Linked DNA regions of Homo sapiens: region 1 is linked to region 2. The links are chromatin loops, found by intact Hi-C in ENCODE. Cell type or tissue: natural killer cell. All regions are shown on one strand. Each heading gives the region's core, and the rest is flanking DNA. Links, peaks and the distances in the headings are about the cores only.

Region 1 (8,329 bases), core at 113-8,112, 86 kb after region 2:
ATTGAAGCATAGAATACAACAGAAAAGTGCACAAATCATAAATGTACAGCTCAATGAATTTTCATAAAGTGAACAGATTTGTGTAAACAGCACTCAAAGGAAGGGAGAAAACCTTCCCAGCACCTCTGAAGCCCCTCAAAGCCCCTATAGTCACTCCCCACCCCCCTCTAGGGTAACTGCAATTCACATTCTATCTCCATTGATTAGTTTTGCCTGTTCATGTGCTGTATGTAAATGGCATTGTCTAGAATGTTCTGTCTTGTTGTCTGGTTTCTTTCACTCAACGTGTTTGTGAGACTCATCTGCTTGATGGCATGTGGTTACACATCATTCATTCTCATTGCTGCATAGTATTCCACTGTGTAAGAATATTTCAGAATCATGTATCCAGTCTACTCTTGATGGGCATTTGGATTGTTTTCAGTTTTGAGCTTTAATGAAAAACACTCCTATAAACTTTTTTTTAAGAAACAGTCTCACTCTGTCACCAAGGCTAGAGTGCAATGGAGCAAACATGGCTCATTGCAGCCTCAACCTCCAGGGCTCAAGTGATCGTCCCACCTTAGCCTCTCGAGTAGCTGGGACTACAGGTATGTACCAGCACACCTGGCTAATTATTTAATTTTTTAAAACAGGGGTCTCACTAAATTGCTCAGGCTGGTCTTGAACTCCTGGGCTCAAGCGATCCTCCCACCTCAGACTCCCAAAGTGCTAGGATTACAGGCATGAGCCACCACGCCTGGCCTGAACATACGAAGGCATTTGTGGAGTTGAATTACTGAGTCATAGAGACATATATTCAGCTTTAGATACTGCAAAATGGCATCTATGGTGGTACCAATTTACACAGCAGTGAGTGAGGGTACTGGTTCCTCCAGATCCTTCTCAACTTAGTCTTTTACATATTCTCCGTTTCGGTGGGAGTATACCATGTTAATAAATTTTAAAGCCGGGCACAGTGGCTCACACCTGTAATCCCAGCACTTTGGGAGGCTGGGGTGGGCAGATCACTTGAGGTCAGGAGTTCGAGACCAGCCTGGCCAACATGGAAAAACCCCATTTCTACTAAAAATACAAAAATTAGCTGGGCATGATGGCACATGCCTGTAATCCCAGCTACTCGGGAGGCTGAGACAGGAGAATCACTTGAACCCAGGAGGCGGAGGTTGCAGTGAGCCAAGATCACACCACTGTACTCCAGCCTGGGTGACAGAGTGAGACTCCATCTCAAAAAATACACACATACATACATACATACATACATACATACATTTTAAAAGGCTTCCTCGTCCCTTCCCATTATATCTTTCCTGTTGCAATTGCCAACCATTGTTTATGAAGGCTAGTGGCAACAATAAAACTACAACTGCTCAGTTTACACATGGCACAAGTATAACCACTAGCCACAAACTTCCCACCCTTGAGGGCCATCCCAGCAGTCAATAGCCAAAGGTCACACTGTGCTAACTTTTAAAGCCTTTGGGCAGTTACAAAGAACTTCACTGAAGGTTTTCTTCAGGGGACTTATAAGAGGAAGATCCCACCTCCCAATGCACAGCAACCTTCCTCAGAGCCCTCCTTCCCCATCTCTCTCTCCAAGTGCATGGGTCACTCTCACCGCCTGCTCATCCTTCCCAGCTGGACACACACTCCTCTTAAAGCCATGCGCCCCAGCTCCTCACTCTGCTCTAAGCACCCTCCCAACTATGAGCTCGGCGCCACCGGGTGGCTGTTGGCACAGACCCTGCTACCTCGCAAGCAGATGCATCTTCGAAGGCCTGCATCACTGGCCTGACCCCAGGGCTTCCGGGCCTCTACTTGGGGCTGAGTATGTACCTGTCCCATTTTACCTTACTGAAAATAATGTTTTCCATCTATAAAATGGGGATTTTAGTAGCACCTCAGGCTAACTACCAATTGCTATGTACCAAGCACTAGAATAACCACTTTGGATATAAACACACTTAATTTACTTCTGCATCACTCTGAGGAACTTCTAAAGACAAAATTGAAGCTCAGAAAACTTGGTTAACTTGTCCAAGCTTCCCCAGCCACATGTGTCAAGATTATCATTTGAGCCCAGTTCTGCCTTCTCATGTCATTACCTTTATAACCCAGCTCCTTATCATCATGCCTGGTGGGCTGAAATGTGACACACAGCTTCCAGCCTCATTGCGGGGCCCTCTCAGCATTGGTGTGACTCAGCCAGGTGGGGAAGACCTCTGGGACAGACCATTGTCCCTCCTGGGCGCTCAGGCAGTGGGTGAAGGGGGCTGAGCCCTTGGCTGTAAGTCAACCCGGAAGGTCCCTCAGAGATATTCATCCAATCCCCATTCACAGATGCAAAAACCAGAGCCCAGAGAGGACAAATGACCAGTCTGAGGGGACACAGGGAGAGAGGCTGAGGAGGGGCCGGAACCAGGATCCTGACCCTCCAGAAGATAAGAACCCAGTCCCATTCTGAGAAAGTCCCCACGTCTGGCTTCATTTCCACTTCTTGGTCACCAGTGAGCTCACACACAGCAATGAACAATGTATAAAATCTTCATTCTCTGACCCTCCCCAGTAAAAACTCAGGTCCTACAGGGGATGCTAAGTTCGAGGTGGCTGGGAGGTGGCTGGGAGGGGGAAGGGTGCTGTTTTTAAGAAAATCCTTGAAATCACGTGTCCACCCCACTGCTATCCCCTCCCCCAGGCCCCTGCACTTCCCACATCATCATCATTGTTTCCATCCCATTTAGAGAGAGTGAACATTTCCTGGGATTCAATTTCTCTCATAATAGTTGGAAGGAAACAAAACTATATGCCATAAACATTCACTGCATTGTATGAAAAATATCTTTATGACAGGGGAGGCACCATAAATGCAGACCAAAGTCCTCCCCCCATCCATTCCCCAATGTCTCCATGCCTGCGCCCTCAAATATTTAAACGTCTCATAGGCAGGAATCAAGAGCTTTAAAATAAATATATTTTTGGCCATTGGGATGTAAAATTAAGATTGGTGAGATATAAGTACTCACTCCTCCTCGGCAGTTTTCTCTCAGTGAAAATAAGAGAAGCTAGGCCATTTTTTCTGAGTATGTGTTTAGGGTTGATGGGGAAGAGCTCATTAGTTCAATCTGACATATATACTCAATTCTCTCCATATACACAGGATGGGCTTTTTCCCCCTCCTTGTATTTTATTCTCCAACTGTGAAGTGATATTAAATTTCATCAGATTTGAACAAAATCTATGGTCTTGAAACAGTTTCCTTTAAGGCCTCTGGTATTTATTCAGAACTCATGAATCATGTTCTGATAACACAACCATAATTATTTTTAAAGTGTGATGTTTGTGGCTTTAATAGGAAATGCTTGCAAAAGGCCTTTTCTCTTTGATTGTTTGTAATCTTAGCAGTAATCACCGCTGTTACCTTCTCCGCACCACAGCGGGTGAAACACAATTTCATTTTAATATGAATCGCGAGCTCTTCACCCAGGTTTTAATTAAAGCAATAAAAGCCTTGTCATCTTTGCCCTTTACAGTGTACACAGACTCAGAGGCCAGAATTACTAAGACAGAAATCTTAGATTTCAACAGCAGCAGGAGGGTCGCCTGCCTCCAATACATTTACTGGGGAGGGTTTTTATTTGTTTCGAAGAGCCTCACCCTCCTCTGCCTCTCTGTGCTGCAGTTTCCTCCTCTGTAAAATGGGACAGCAATAGTGCCCACCTACACAGTTAATGTGAGGATGAAATGAGACCACCCATGGAAAACATTTAGCCCCTGAGCCTGAGCCTAAGGAGGTGCAGGGCAAATGTTATTGATCATCGGTATCATCATTTAGTGCTGGAAAAAACAGACCATCTACCCTCATTATTCACATGAGGAAACAGGTTCAGAGTGATACCAGCACAGGTGAAGGCCTAAGAGCAGGGCGGAGCCTCGAACTCAGAGCTCCTGGCTCTTTTTCCCATTCTGGGCATCTGACACTGCCCCCTGCTGGAAGGAGGCTGTGACTTTGAGGCCGCAAGGACCTCAGTGCTCAGGGAGCGGCAGGTCTGAGTTCTCCTCTAGAAGCTGAACAGCACCTTGTCTTCTGGCCTCCTGATGGTACCATCTCCCCACCCTAGTGGGGAGATGCTTGATCCAAGTGGTGAGAGAAACAGACCAGGCAAACTTGGGGATCTGTGAAGGAAGGTTGCTGCACAAACATGATGGTGGTGCTGGAACCAAGAGCAAGAATCACGAACTCCAAGTTCTTGTGTGTCTGTTGCATGCCAGGTGTGGTGTGAGGCACTGAGAAGCCTCATTCTGTAGCATGAGGATGTTGGCCTGTATGACATGATGGCTGTACTCCAGCACACGTTCTGCTGGAGCATCGGGAAGGGATGCTACAGGGGCAGTGGGGCCAGGGGCCACACTGGGTGCTGCGCATGCCCTGTGAGGCTCACAGCCAGCAGGTTCACATTTGGTGGCACACACCGCACCCCAGAGACCTGAGAGCTCCCCAGGGAGCACCTCATGTGTAAGTCCCCAGAATCTTTATGTTCAATTGTGCAGTGTCATTCCCCTTGCAAACAGCTCTGGAGCCACTGGGATTCTCACTCTAGGAACAAAGTACCCTATTTCCCAGCCTTGCCTTAGAACACGCCTTCTGCTTGCCTCCTGCCTCAACAGGAATTTCAGAGGAACTGACATCCTTCTCCCTCTCCACTGCCCCATCCATTCAGACCCCTGCTGATTGTCCCTATAAATCCCATCACACCCAGCCCCATCAGCATCCAGCCCCTCATTCTTCCAGCCTTCAGTTCTGGGTCCCACCTTCCCATCCACCCTACCCCGGCATCCTTCCAGGGCCCTTCAGCTCAGCCACCATGCTGTGCTGGGCAGTGGGCTCCTCACCTCCCAGGAGCTTCTCCCCCATGCAGCTCCCTGCTCCCCAGGCATACCAGGCCCCTGCCAATGCCATGGCCTGCTCACTTCCAAAATCACCAGCCAGCGTCCCACTCTGAATAAGGTGTCCTTGCCATCCAGCTGCTCCCCACTAGCTCTTTAGCTGCACTGGACCCCAGGCCCTGGGACCCGTCTTCTCTCTAAAAGCAGCTTAGATTCCCTGATCCTTTACATTAGTCTCTTTTGAGTAAAAAAAAGCTGTTGTGTCCTTCTGGTGCAACTGCCTGGCAGATCTCTTGCCCTGGATTAACCCACCTGTCTGCCCCACAGCACAAGCACCGGGAGCTCATTCTCCCATGCCCCACAGCAAATACCCCAGACCTCCCCACCACCTCTCACCCGCAGTCCCCTGGCTCTTGGCCCACCAACTCTCTGAGAAGACTGACACCTTCAGGTGCAGACACCCTCTGCTCCCAGCCAACCCATCTACAAAGCCACACTCCTTTTCTCTGCTGTCCTCCACACCCAGCACTCCCAGCTAAGGCCAGAGCCACCACCTCTGAGCAGGATCCAGACCCTCCCACTTTCTCTGAAATCTGAAAGCATCCCTTAGCCTTTCCCCCTCCTAAACCCAGAGCTTCACCCTCTCTCCTGACACTTTCCATTGATGACTAAATATTCTAAAGACTTTTCTTTAAAAAAAAAAAAAAAAGAAAATCCCTTCTATGGAATCTTCATCTCATTGAGCTCGGCCCTGGCCCTTGTCCTGCACAGCTAAATTTCTCACACAAGTTGTCTATATTTACTGTTTACATGTCCTCACCTCACGCTTCTCAATCTGCCCATGGGACCAGAACAATGACCCTGCACATCAAAACTGCTTATACTGAAGCCCAGAGTCACTTCCTTTTCGCTAAGATGACTGGACACATTTCAACTTTCATCTCACCCAATCCCTCAGAAGTGTTTGAGCTAACTGACTCTCTCCTTCTTCTTACATTTTATTTAACTTTCTAAAGTTATAATAAATTCCCATGGTTTAAAACTCCCTAAACATAAAAAGATACGGTGAAAAGTCTTTTTCTATCCCTGCCCAGCACCTGCACAGTTCCCATACCACGCACACACACACAGAGGTACATGCATGTACAACGCGCAAAGCCACTCTAGCGTCCATGTATCCTTCCAAGGTTATTTAATCAAATGCAAGCACTTAGAAATATACATTCTTATCACCTTTTTGTATAAATGGTAGCATACTGTACTGTTTTACATCTTTTTTAGTAAAGCAATATCAAAATGAATAGTCTTGAATATGTCATTTCTCATATGTACAAATATATCTGTAGGGCATATTTCCAAAAAAACGAATTGCTGGGTTAAAGGTCAATGTATTTGCAATTTTGATAGATGTTGTCCATTTACCCTGCCCACAGAAATGTATAAAGTACCTGTTTCCCCATAAGAACTCCAACCGAGTGTGTTATCAAACCTTTGGATTTTGGTCAATCCAATTGGTAAAAAATGGCTGTCTTATGATTTATGAATGATTCTTAGCACTTTTCACATACTTAAGAGCCACTTGTATTTCTTTTTCTGTAAACTATTGGTTCATATCTCCTTCCTTTTTTTCTACCAGGGTTTTGAACTGATCTCTAGCAAGTCTTCATGTATAAGGGTGATTAGTTCTTCAACTATGGTGTAAGTTGAAAATATTCTTGCCCAACTTTTGTCTACTGACTTTACTTATGCTGGTTTGGCCATACAAAAGTCATATGTTGATTTTATGTTAATTTTTATATTTATATTAATTTAGTTTTATGTTAATTTATGGTCCAATTTTAAGTCTTTTCTTCTGAGGCTTTAAATAGTAGAAATGCCTTCCCCACACCAAACTTGTAAAGTATACCTTAAGGTTTGTTTTGCTGGTGCCTTTATGGTTCCCTTGAGTATGTTTAAATGTTTGATTTAACATTTATCAAATCATTTTTTATTTTTAATTTTTGTGTGTACATAGGTGTACATATTTATAGAGTACATGAGACATTTTGATACAGGCATGCAATAAGTAATAATTACATCATGGAGAATGGGTTATCCATTCCCTTAAGCATTTATCCTTGTGTCACAAACAACCCAATTATACTCTTTCAGTTATTTTAAAATACGCAATTATTGACTATACTTTGTTGTACTATCAAACATTAAATCTTATTCATTCTATTTTGTACACATTAATCATCCCCATGTCCCCCCTCTGCCCCACTACCCTTCCCAGCCTCTGGTAACCATCCTTCTACTCCCTATCTCCATGGGTTCATTGTCTTGATTTTTAGACCCCACAGATAAGTGAGAACATGCAATGTTTATCTTTCTGTGCCTGGCTTATTTCACTTAACATGATGATCTCTAGTTCCATCCATGTTGTTGCAAATGGATCTCATTCTCTTTGTATGGCTGAATAATACTCCATTGTGTATAAATACCACATTCTCTTTACCCATTCATCTGTTGATGGACACTTAGGTTTCTTCCAAGTTTTAGCTTTGTGAACAGTGCTGCAACAAACATGGAAGTGCCGATATCTTCAATATACTGATTTCCTTTCTTTGGGGTATATACCCAGCAGTTGGATTGCTGGATCATATGGTAGCTCTATTTTTAGTTTTTTGAGGAACCTCCAAACTGTTCTCCACAGTAGTTATACTATTTTACATTCCCACCAACAGTGTACGAGGGTTCCCTTTTCTCCATATCCTCACCAGCATTCGTTATTGCCTGTCTTTTGAATATAAGCCATTTTAACTGGGTGAGATCACATTTCATTGTAGTTTTGATTTGCATTTCTCTGATTGTCAGTGATATTGAGCAACTTTTCATATGCCTCTTTGCCATTGCAGGTCTTCTTTTAAGAAATGTCTATTCAAATCTTTGGCCCATTTTTTAATTGGATTACGAGATTTTTTTTCCTATAGAGTCATTTGAGCTCCTTATATATCCTGATTACTAATCTCATCAGGTAGTTTGCAAATACTTTCTCCCATTCTGTGGGCTGTCTCTTCACTTTGTTGATTGTTTCCTTTGCTGTACAGAAGTGTTTTAACTTGATGTGATCCCATTATCAAAGGATTTTATTTATCCTTTGATAAATTTTAAGGAACTGTGGATCCAACATCCTTTTCACCTAGATCCCCTCTCTTCTTGAATTACTCTGCCCGTGGTTTCTAAGACTCCAAGTTCTCCTCCTACTTCTCAAACCACTCCTTCTTAATCTATTTCACAGTCTTCTCCTCCTCTACTTTGCCTTCAAATGTTGGAGCTCAACATCTCAGAGTCATTGGTCCTCTGCTCTTCTCGTTCTTCCCTCTCTCCATAAATCTCCTTCACTCCCAAGGTTTTGATATCATGGGCTGAAGATTTCCAAATTTACTTCTCTTATGAGCTCAAG
Region 2 (8,329 bases), core at 164-8,163:
TCTAGGACAGTGGTCCCCAACTTTTTTGGCACCAGTGACCAGTTTCATGGAAGACAACTTTCCCATGGCTGGCAGGCGGCGGGGAGATGGTTTTGGGATGAAACTGTTGCACCTCAGGTCATCAGGCATTAGTTAGAGTCTTATAAGGAGCGTGTAACCTACTTACAAGGAGCATGTAACTCGCATGCGCAGTTCACAATAGGGTTCACGCTCCTGTGAGAATCCAATACTGCTGTTGATCTGACAGGAGGTGGGGCTCAGGCGGTAATGCTTGCTCGCCCACCGCTCACCTCCTGCTGTGTGGCCCGGTTCCTGACAGGCCACAGACTGGCCCAGGGGTTGGGGACCCCTTCTCTGGGATGATTCCATTTCCCATCCCTGCTGACTAGCTGTGGCCATCAGGAAACGGGAAGCAGTGACAGGCACCACTTCGTTTCCTGCTTCTGCAGGATCCCCGGCTCACTCACCACTGGCTGGCTATAGAGGACTCAGGGAGGGCTCCGAGGGTGAAGGGGGTGGCAGAGCCACCACAGAGAAGAACCTTGGATCCCCAAATGTTCTTGGTGGCTTGGAGGAGGCTTGGAGGGATCAACTCTGTTGGGTTAAGCTGCTGAGATGGGAGTTGTTTCTGCAGCGTAGCCTAGCACATCCTGAATAGTACACGATGCAAGAAACTTGACCTGGTGCAGAGATTAAGTATTATTATATAATAATGAGAAATAATACTATTTTAAGGACTTACCTATATTAACTCATTGTTACTAGAACAGCCCTTTGAAGAGGAGACTATTATCTCCAAGTTAGACATGAAGAAACAGAAGTTAAGAAACTTGCCTGAGCTCATACAACTTGTAGGCAGCCAAGCGAATATTCTCCCAGGCAGGCTGTGACCCAGCCCTCCCTCCTAACCACCACCCCGACACTGCCTCTCACTCTGACTGACTACCCTTCAGCGTTTGGTGGGCTTGAGGTTATTCGTTTTGGGTAATTTGGGAAGCAGAGCTGGTTAATAACTGATGGGTTGAACAATTTTTTTTAAACTCCTGAATCTATAACAGCACATCAGATCTTTTTCGCATGGGAGTTACTTCAAACTTTCAAGAACAGATAATTCCACGCTAACTGATGTATGTATACGTATGTGCTGTGTGGCAGAGAAGAGCTGCTCTGTTGTTTGTATTCTTGCTGAATGAACGTATCGAATTTTAGCATCGCGGACTCTGAAAATTAATCAAAAAATTAATCTGTGCCATGTTGCCCACATTCCAATCCAGTGTAAAAATTTCTGTGTATCCCTCCAAGGAGGAATGACTACTGGGCAATTTTGGGACCAGCCATGACTGCCTTCTGGGGTTGGGGGAGGGGGCGTGGTCTCAGCCTCGGCCCAGGTCCTGCCTCCTGTTTGGACCGAGATGAGTTTGTTGGGGGAGGTGTGAGATGGAGAAACCTGAGGAAGGCGCTTGGCCCTGGGAAGGGTGAGTGGGGTTGCTCCCTGGGCCAGCTCTGTGGGCAGTGGGGGCAGGCTGCAGGTAGGAGTTAAAGGTGTTCACACTGTTGGGGACACTGCTCTAGGGTCTGGCAATAACTTGAAGCCTCAAGGTGTGAGGGGCCCCGACCGTAGACTGGCCCCGGCAGGTGGAGGATGCTGCAGGGAGAACCTGGCCCACGACAAGGCTGGGGCACCCAGGGCTGGCAGCTTTGGGAGCACAGGGATGGGGAGTGAGAGAGCCCATGGCAGAGACCCCAGTGCTTTCACAGCCGGTGTGACCCTGGGTTCTTGGAGGCGCTGTGGGTCGTGGCCACCATCATTGCAGGATGGAATAGAAAACATGCAGCAGACACTGCCTCCCAAGAAGGAGGAAGGCCCTGGAGTGGGGCTTGGGTGGTGGTTTCGGGGCTGAAATTCTTGTAGTTGCAGGTAAGACCAGAGCCAGAGACATTTGGAGCAATACCGATGTGGCCCCACTTGGGCCATGGGCATAGTCAGTATGGTAGGCTGTTGCCTTAGAAACATACGGGCCTGAGATGGGGATTCTGGTTCAAGCGATTTACTGAGTGGGTGCTCCCAGGAGGGAGTCACATCCTCAGAGCAGGGCGGGGTGGGGGGAGGGAGCTTAGCAAGGATGGTGTTGCCGCTGGAGGCAGCTTCAGGCTGCTCCCATGGACTCGGGTTGTGAATGGGACCAGAGAGTTGGCGTCTCCATTATTTGGTCATTAGCTGTGGCAGCTCTGGGGGGCAATGACTGGGATGGCACTCAGGACCTGGGGATGGGCTCTGGCAACAGAAGAGGACAGGCGAGAGGGGGACACCAGTGCCAACTACTGCAGTCGGCACTACAGACTGAATGGTTGTGTCCTCCCGGAATTTGATTATTGGAATCCTAACCCTCAACGGGCCAGTATTTGGAGGCGGGGCCTTTGGAAGGTGACTGAGCGGAGCCCTCAGGATTGGGGTGAGTGCTGTTGAATTCTGGAGAGCACCCTCCCCTCCTGCCCTGTCGGACACAGCGAGAGGATGGACGTTTACGAACCAGCAAGTGAACCCTCACCTGACACTGAAGCTGCCAGCGCCTTGATCTTAGACCTCCCAGCCTCCACAACTGAGCAGTAAGTTTGTGTTGCTGTGAGCCACCTGGCCCATGGCACTCTGTTATGGCAGCTGGGATGGACTAAGACAGTCGCTGTCCACTCCATGGCCCTGAAATTGGCCTTTAGGCTCTATTCTCACTCTCTGGGCCCCAGAACACACCCGTGCGACAGTCCCTGATACCTGCAGGCAGGGCGCTTAGGTTCTGCTTGGGGCCTCTGAGTGTCCCGTGCAGCCTAGAGGGGGTGGTCTTGGCGTGTGGATGCTTGGAAAGGACTCCTGAGCTCCTGGTGCAGCTGTGAGGGGTGGCAGCAGGCCTCCGCCTCAGCACCACTGTACAAGGAGGGCCTTGTACTCTTGTCATTGTGGGCTGTCTGCGTGGATCCCAGTGATGCTGTTTTCACAAACATGGAAGCAAGAGTTGAATATTAAACTGTCTAAGCCGTCGTGTTACTGACAAGCCCCACATAGAAAAGGAAATTGTAACCACATGAAATATTTATGCTGCACATTGCGGTGCTGCTGCTGACGGGACGGCAGGTGGCTGGTTTGGGGTTATTTTATTTTTCTAAAGTGGATTACAAAATGCCCTCCAGTGGGGAAACTGCACCCCACTCCTGGGCTGTCATCTGGAAGGAGGGGGTTTACCGTGATTGGAGAGTGAGAGGCTGGGAGAGCTGTCCTGAGTGTGGGGGCTCCTCTGTCTCGGTCCCGAGCCTGGCTGGGAGCGGGGGCACCTGTCCCCACCTCAAAATGGCTGCATCACAGGGTGCAAGAGTTGCAGCCTCCCACCAGGCAATTGGTATTTTTCCAGATGTAGTTAAAACAGTCAACTATTATTTGCCTTTTGTTGTTGTTTGCTGTCGTTGTTAGTATCACCATCTAACATCTGCTGGGAAATCTGGTTTAAAGAATTCCCTGTCTGGGATGCTTCCTACACTCAGGTTTGAAAAACCCCTTGGCCTCCTCCCTGGATTCCCACTGCTCACCTCCACAAGCCTGGGTGGCCCCATCCTCCAGAGGAAGGGCTCGCCACTGTCACCAGCTGATGCAAGTTCCTGTGTGGCGGCGTTCTTGCCCACACCCCTTCTCATCGTCGCAAGAGCCCTACGGGTCTGACCACTGTTACCCCCTTAGAGGGCAAGACTGAGGTCAGAGTGGTCCCATCACCCACACACAAACCCACATGGGCTGGTAAAGGTCAGGCAAGACTTTGACCCGTGTCCGTCTGGCCCGAGGGGCTCTATGCCACTTTAGGGGGTTCAACCCTGGCTCACCAAGGGCAAGGAGACACAGACTTGTTTTCAGCTTTTCAGAAGTTTTATTATAAAGAGATTTGAGAGAAGCACTGGGCACCAAGACAGACACTCGCCAGGGCCAGGAAACAGCTGCAAACGACGTCAAGAACCCAAACCCAAACGAAACCCCAAAACCACACACACGGTAGGATAAGCTGTAACTTCGTTCTCAAGGTTTCTTCATAAATAGACAAAAGTCGTCGCCGGCAATTTAAAATAGATGAATACATGATTAAAAGGAGAGCAGTGCTCCGGGGTGGCTAGCAAGCGTCCGGTCCTTGCTGTGAGGATGACGAAACGGTTTGGCAGCCGCTTTTGTGCGCGTCTCCCTTAAGATAAAACTTAAAAATGTGCTAAGGATCATATAAAATGCTTTTTACCTTAAAGGAAACTACTTTTTTCCCCCACAAAATAGTCTTACAGATGTCTTCAGCACAGTTCTAAAACACGTAGTCAACTACTTACACGGAACCAACAGTTTCTAGGTTTCGTAATCTTTTGTTCACACTGGAAAACCGATGTGCACATCTATGCCGGGGGCCGGCCCTCTGGCCCATGCATCTGGGGTGGGTGTCCGTTGGTAAGCGACCCCGCCAGGGGCGGCCCACCTGGGCTGGGGCTGGAGCTGGGGCCGGGTGTCCAGACATAGGGTACCGTGCGCAGGGCGAGGACAGGGTCCACAGTTACCCTGGAGCAAGCAGGTCAGCGGGCGGAAGGTTCCTGCAGGTTCTTTGGGCTGGTGGTGGGCAGTGGGCTGCCTCTGCAGAGTCTGGTGGGAGGTTGAGGAAGAGACTCAGCCCCCGGGCAATGGGTGTGTCACTGCTCTCTCCGATGGGCCACCCTGCCTCTGGCCAGGGCCTCTTTTCTGCTGTCAGCCCTTCAGGCTCTGAGCAGTGCCTTCCAGCGAGCCTCAGGGATGGTAGGGAGGCGGGATTAGGTGAGGTAGAGCGATTTGTCCCTGGGGAGCAGGCTGTGAGAGAGAGGAGGGGCTGTCAAAGCTGTTGGGTACCTCTCCGGGCCAGGGGAGCACCAGGACCCCTGCACTGTACGCCCCACCCCCACCCCTGGATTCAGCTGCCCCTCTGTGGCTGAATGAGGGACTTGCATCTGCAAGTCCCACCCCCACCCACCTCTACACCAAGCAGAACCAAACCCCTCCCGGAAACCCAGCAGGGGACCACCCGGTCCTCAGCTCTGGGTGAAAGGGCAGTAGCGTGTCTGTCTTTCATCGAGGCGCACGCCGATGTCACCATTGCTCTCACATGGGTTTTTAATCACAGGAATTTGTAAATCTCAAACTGAATTAAGGGAGGACAGGTGCTTTTTATGTTTTTAAAATACGGCCCTGCTGGGGTCTGACCTCCATGCTGGATGTGATGGGCAAGCCTCAGGAGGCTTGGACATTGTGTGACACTCCCCTACATACCCTAAGTATTCTGACTTTTGAGAAGGAAACTTAGGGACAGGAAAGGGCTGGGGTAGGAGGGTCTGCACCTGCTTGGGGTGCAGGGAAGGGATTCTTGCTGAGCTGAGTCCACCCACCCATGTAGAATCTCACTTCAGGCATGTCAGAAATGGGGCATGCGCGCTGGTCACTTGTTCAGTGTCCAAGGGCGCTGGTGGGTCAGCAGAGGAACCAGCCGTGTGCTGGGAGGCCGAGGCTAGGGCTGGGGGCAGCGTTTCTCAGCAGCAAGGTGGCCACCCGACAAGTGCGCTGTGCCTTCCAGGTTGTGGCGCTATCGCTGGGACAGCTGCTTGGCACTACGTCCCCCAGGTGTGGCTGCGGGACTCATTTTTGCCAAGGGAATGGGAACCTGGCTGGCGGGTTAAGGAGCAAGTGTCCCTCCTCACTGCACTCTCCCTCTCCTGCTGGCTGCGGTTGTTGAAAGGTCACTCTTCCCCAGAGTTGGGGTGGCGTGGATCCAGGAAGACTTTCTAGAGGGAGGTGTTAGCATGGGTTTGAAAGGTGGAGTGCAGGATAGGAACAGAGGCCTGAGACAGGAGGCCCACAGGAGGACTAGGGAGGACACTGGGGTGCAGGGAGAAGGGGTCTCTAAGGTGTCTGTAATTCCTTGGGATAGACAGTGGGTCCCTTCTCCCACCGTGTCCCACCGAGGTCCCCTGTCCTGCATTCTTAGCTGTTCTAGTCTTGGGAGCTGCCCTGCCCAGTGGGCTACACTCACCCCGGGGCAGCCCACAGCCAAGGGCTGACTGATGAAGGGTTCAAAAAGCCAGTTCCCTGACCTCCAGGTGGGAGCCACTCTAGCACCGTTCATGCTCCAGGGCTCCCATGGGATGAGGCAGAAGCAAGTCTTCAGCTGAGGCCACATCCCCCCTCAGCTCCTTCCCCCACCCTGTCCTGCCTCCCTCACCCCCTTCTCCTGCAAGCTTTCCCCAGTGCATCCCCAAAGGCACCCAATCCCTGCTGCCTCAGGCTCTGCTTCTAGGGAACTGGCCTAAGATGCAGGACTCATCTGTGAATGTCACGTGGAAGCACTTGTGAAAAAAACAGGAGCAAGGAAGAAGCAGCAAGACTGAAGACTAGTCAGTTTCCCAAGCAGGCCTCAGCATCAGGCCAGCAGAGTCCTTCCGGGGCCTGGCTCTGCGGTGTCATCTGAGATATCGATCCCCTCAGCAGGGCTGACAGTGACTGCAGGGTCCTCCCCTGTCCACGTTGCCCTTGGCCATTCTCCCATCCCTGGCCATCCTGTTCCCACTCTCCCTGGCTGGCAGGACAAAGGCAGGGACGGGCGAGGACTAACCTGCAGGTGCTGATGCCACACTCCCCACTGGGGTAGCTGCTGTCCCAGTCCCCGCTGCTGGTGGGGTTGGATGGGCCAGGTGAGCAGGATCCCGAGCTGCTGGGGAACTCAGAGATGTGCGGGAAGTCCTACAGAGTGGGAAGGAGGAGGCCATGAGCCAAGGAGAGATGAGGGGGCAGACTGTCCCAGGCCTCCCGGGGTGAGAGCCCATGTGTCCAAGGGTGTCCACACCAAAGAGATGCTGCCTCCAGGGCTGCTGCCTTGCTCCCAGTAGAGCACCTTTCAAAATGTTCAACCCTTGTCTTGGCTGAATCAGGGGCTGAAGGACTTGGCTTTCAGGGCCTTTCCCTTTCTGGGCCTCAGTTTCTCGATCTGTAAAATGGAATTACTGAACCCAATGACCTCTAAGGGCCATGTGAACCTCGTAGCAATCTCTGTGGAACAATTAGCGGGGGTAAGGTCTCGAAGGCTTTGGGAAGGGCCAGGGCTAGGGCTGAGGATGCAGGAAGGGGGGACTGGAGTATCCTAAGAGTCAGTCTGGCAACTCGTGAACTGTTCACTGCAGCCAGCACATCTCAGGTAAGGTGTGCGAGACCCACTTCCTAGATGTGGTAACTGAGGCTCAGAGAGGTCAGGTGCCAAGGCTGAGGTTATATCACTGGTGAGTGGCAGGGCCAGGGTTTGAAAGGGCAAAGCCGCTTCCCCTCCCCACACGGTCACAGAAGGGCTGTTCTGCTCTTCCCTGCTTACCTGTGGCCCTGGAGGTGAGGGGCTCATCGCCAGCTGCACCTGGAGTGCCATGGGGGTGGGCAGGACAGGGGGCTGGGGGGCTGGGGACATGCTAACAGGTGGACTGAGGAGGGCGCCCTGGGCGTGAGGGGGCAGTGACAGCTGCTGGTGCAGTGTGGGGCTGAGCGGGAAGGAGGGTGGCGGCGGCGGGGACGCACTGAGGCCTGGCAGCAGAGACTTGGAGCCCAGCGTCCGGGCGAGGCTGGCAGGGGAGGCCCCACTGCGGAAGGCCTGCAGGTCCGACGGCGTCAGGAAGGAGGCCAGGCCTGGCATGGCATACATGGGCTGCTTGGGTGGGAGCATTTTGGCTGGTGGGTTTGCCTGAGTGCTCTTGGTCTCACCTTGATCTGGGGAGCTCTGGAAGGAGACAGATATCAGTCACTGGAGAACAGAAGAGGGATGAGCCAGAACATGGGCTGTGAGGCCAGGAGGCTCTGCAACCCACTGACACGGCTGCTGGCTGGCTGTCTTGGGAGAGAGCTTGGACTAACCAGAGATAGCACAGGGTCCTTAGTCCCCTTGGCTCTGACCATCCAGTCACCTACTGCTTTTATCTTTGGGGGGCTCCCCTGCCCTTGGGGGAATCCATGCTCCTCAGCCTGGCCAGTGAGACAAGCACCATCCCACTGAGCCAGCTCTAATCATGCTCCTTCCAACCTCTGTGCCTTTGTAGATGTTTTTCCCTTGACTTTGAACCACCTTTTACTTGGCCTGTTATAGACCAGTTTGGATGCCATCTCTTCTGTACCAGGAACAACACCCACCTCCACTTGGGCCACGCATCCGCAGCCACACTTAGCTTCCTACGTTGCTGGTGTTGACAGAGGAGGCCGACGGTGTGGTGAGGAGGTGCCATATTTTGGGGTAGCGTGTCCCAAGCCCCATCAGCGGTC

What was found. A loop is a pair of places that touch in the nucleus more often than their neighbours do. Peaks named below come from ENCODE experiments on the same cell type or tissue, not always from the same donor. Only the 100,000 strongest peaks of a DNase experiment are listed, where the experiment ranks them.
Region 1: a loop joins it to region 2, with 3 times the contacts of the local background. A loop is called at or near these places in 9 of 110 quality-filtered maps.

The regions. Positions count from the first base shown.
Region 1 is chr20:43,979,200-43,987,528 of GRCh38, reverse strand. The region is part of intron 2 of TOX2 (TOX high mobility group box family member 2); the gene reads right to left. Among named protein-coding and RNA genes, the nearest start is that of TOX2, 69 kb to the right of the region's middle. In natural killer cell, for the core only: a CTCF peak has its summit at 3,991 (motif pointing left); a DNase peak (open chromatin) is centred at 3,988; H3K27me3 peaks cover 2,615 bases.
Region 2 is chr20:44,065,176-44,073,504 of GRCh38, reverse strand. It overlaps TOX2 (TOX high mobility group box family member 2), which reads right to left. Exons shown (of 9, transcript NM_001098797.2): 7 at 7,398-7,793; 8 at 6,648-6,775; 9 at 3,889-4,855. The coding sequence ends at 4,819. Among named protein-coding and RNA genes, the nearest start is that of JPH2, 120 kb to the left of the region's middle. RefSeq lists an enhancer at 5,084-5,600. In natural killer cell, for the core only: no CTCF peak of the experiment used is centred there; DNase peaks (open chromatin) are centred at 194, 3,064, 3,644, 4,044 and 1 weaker place; H3K4me3 peaks cover 1,389 bases; H3K27ac peaks cover 2,249 bases; H3K27me3 peaks cover 297 bases.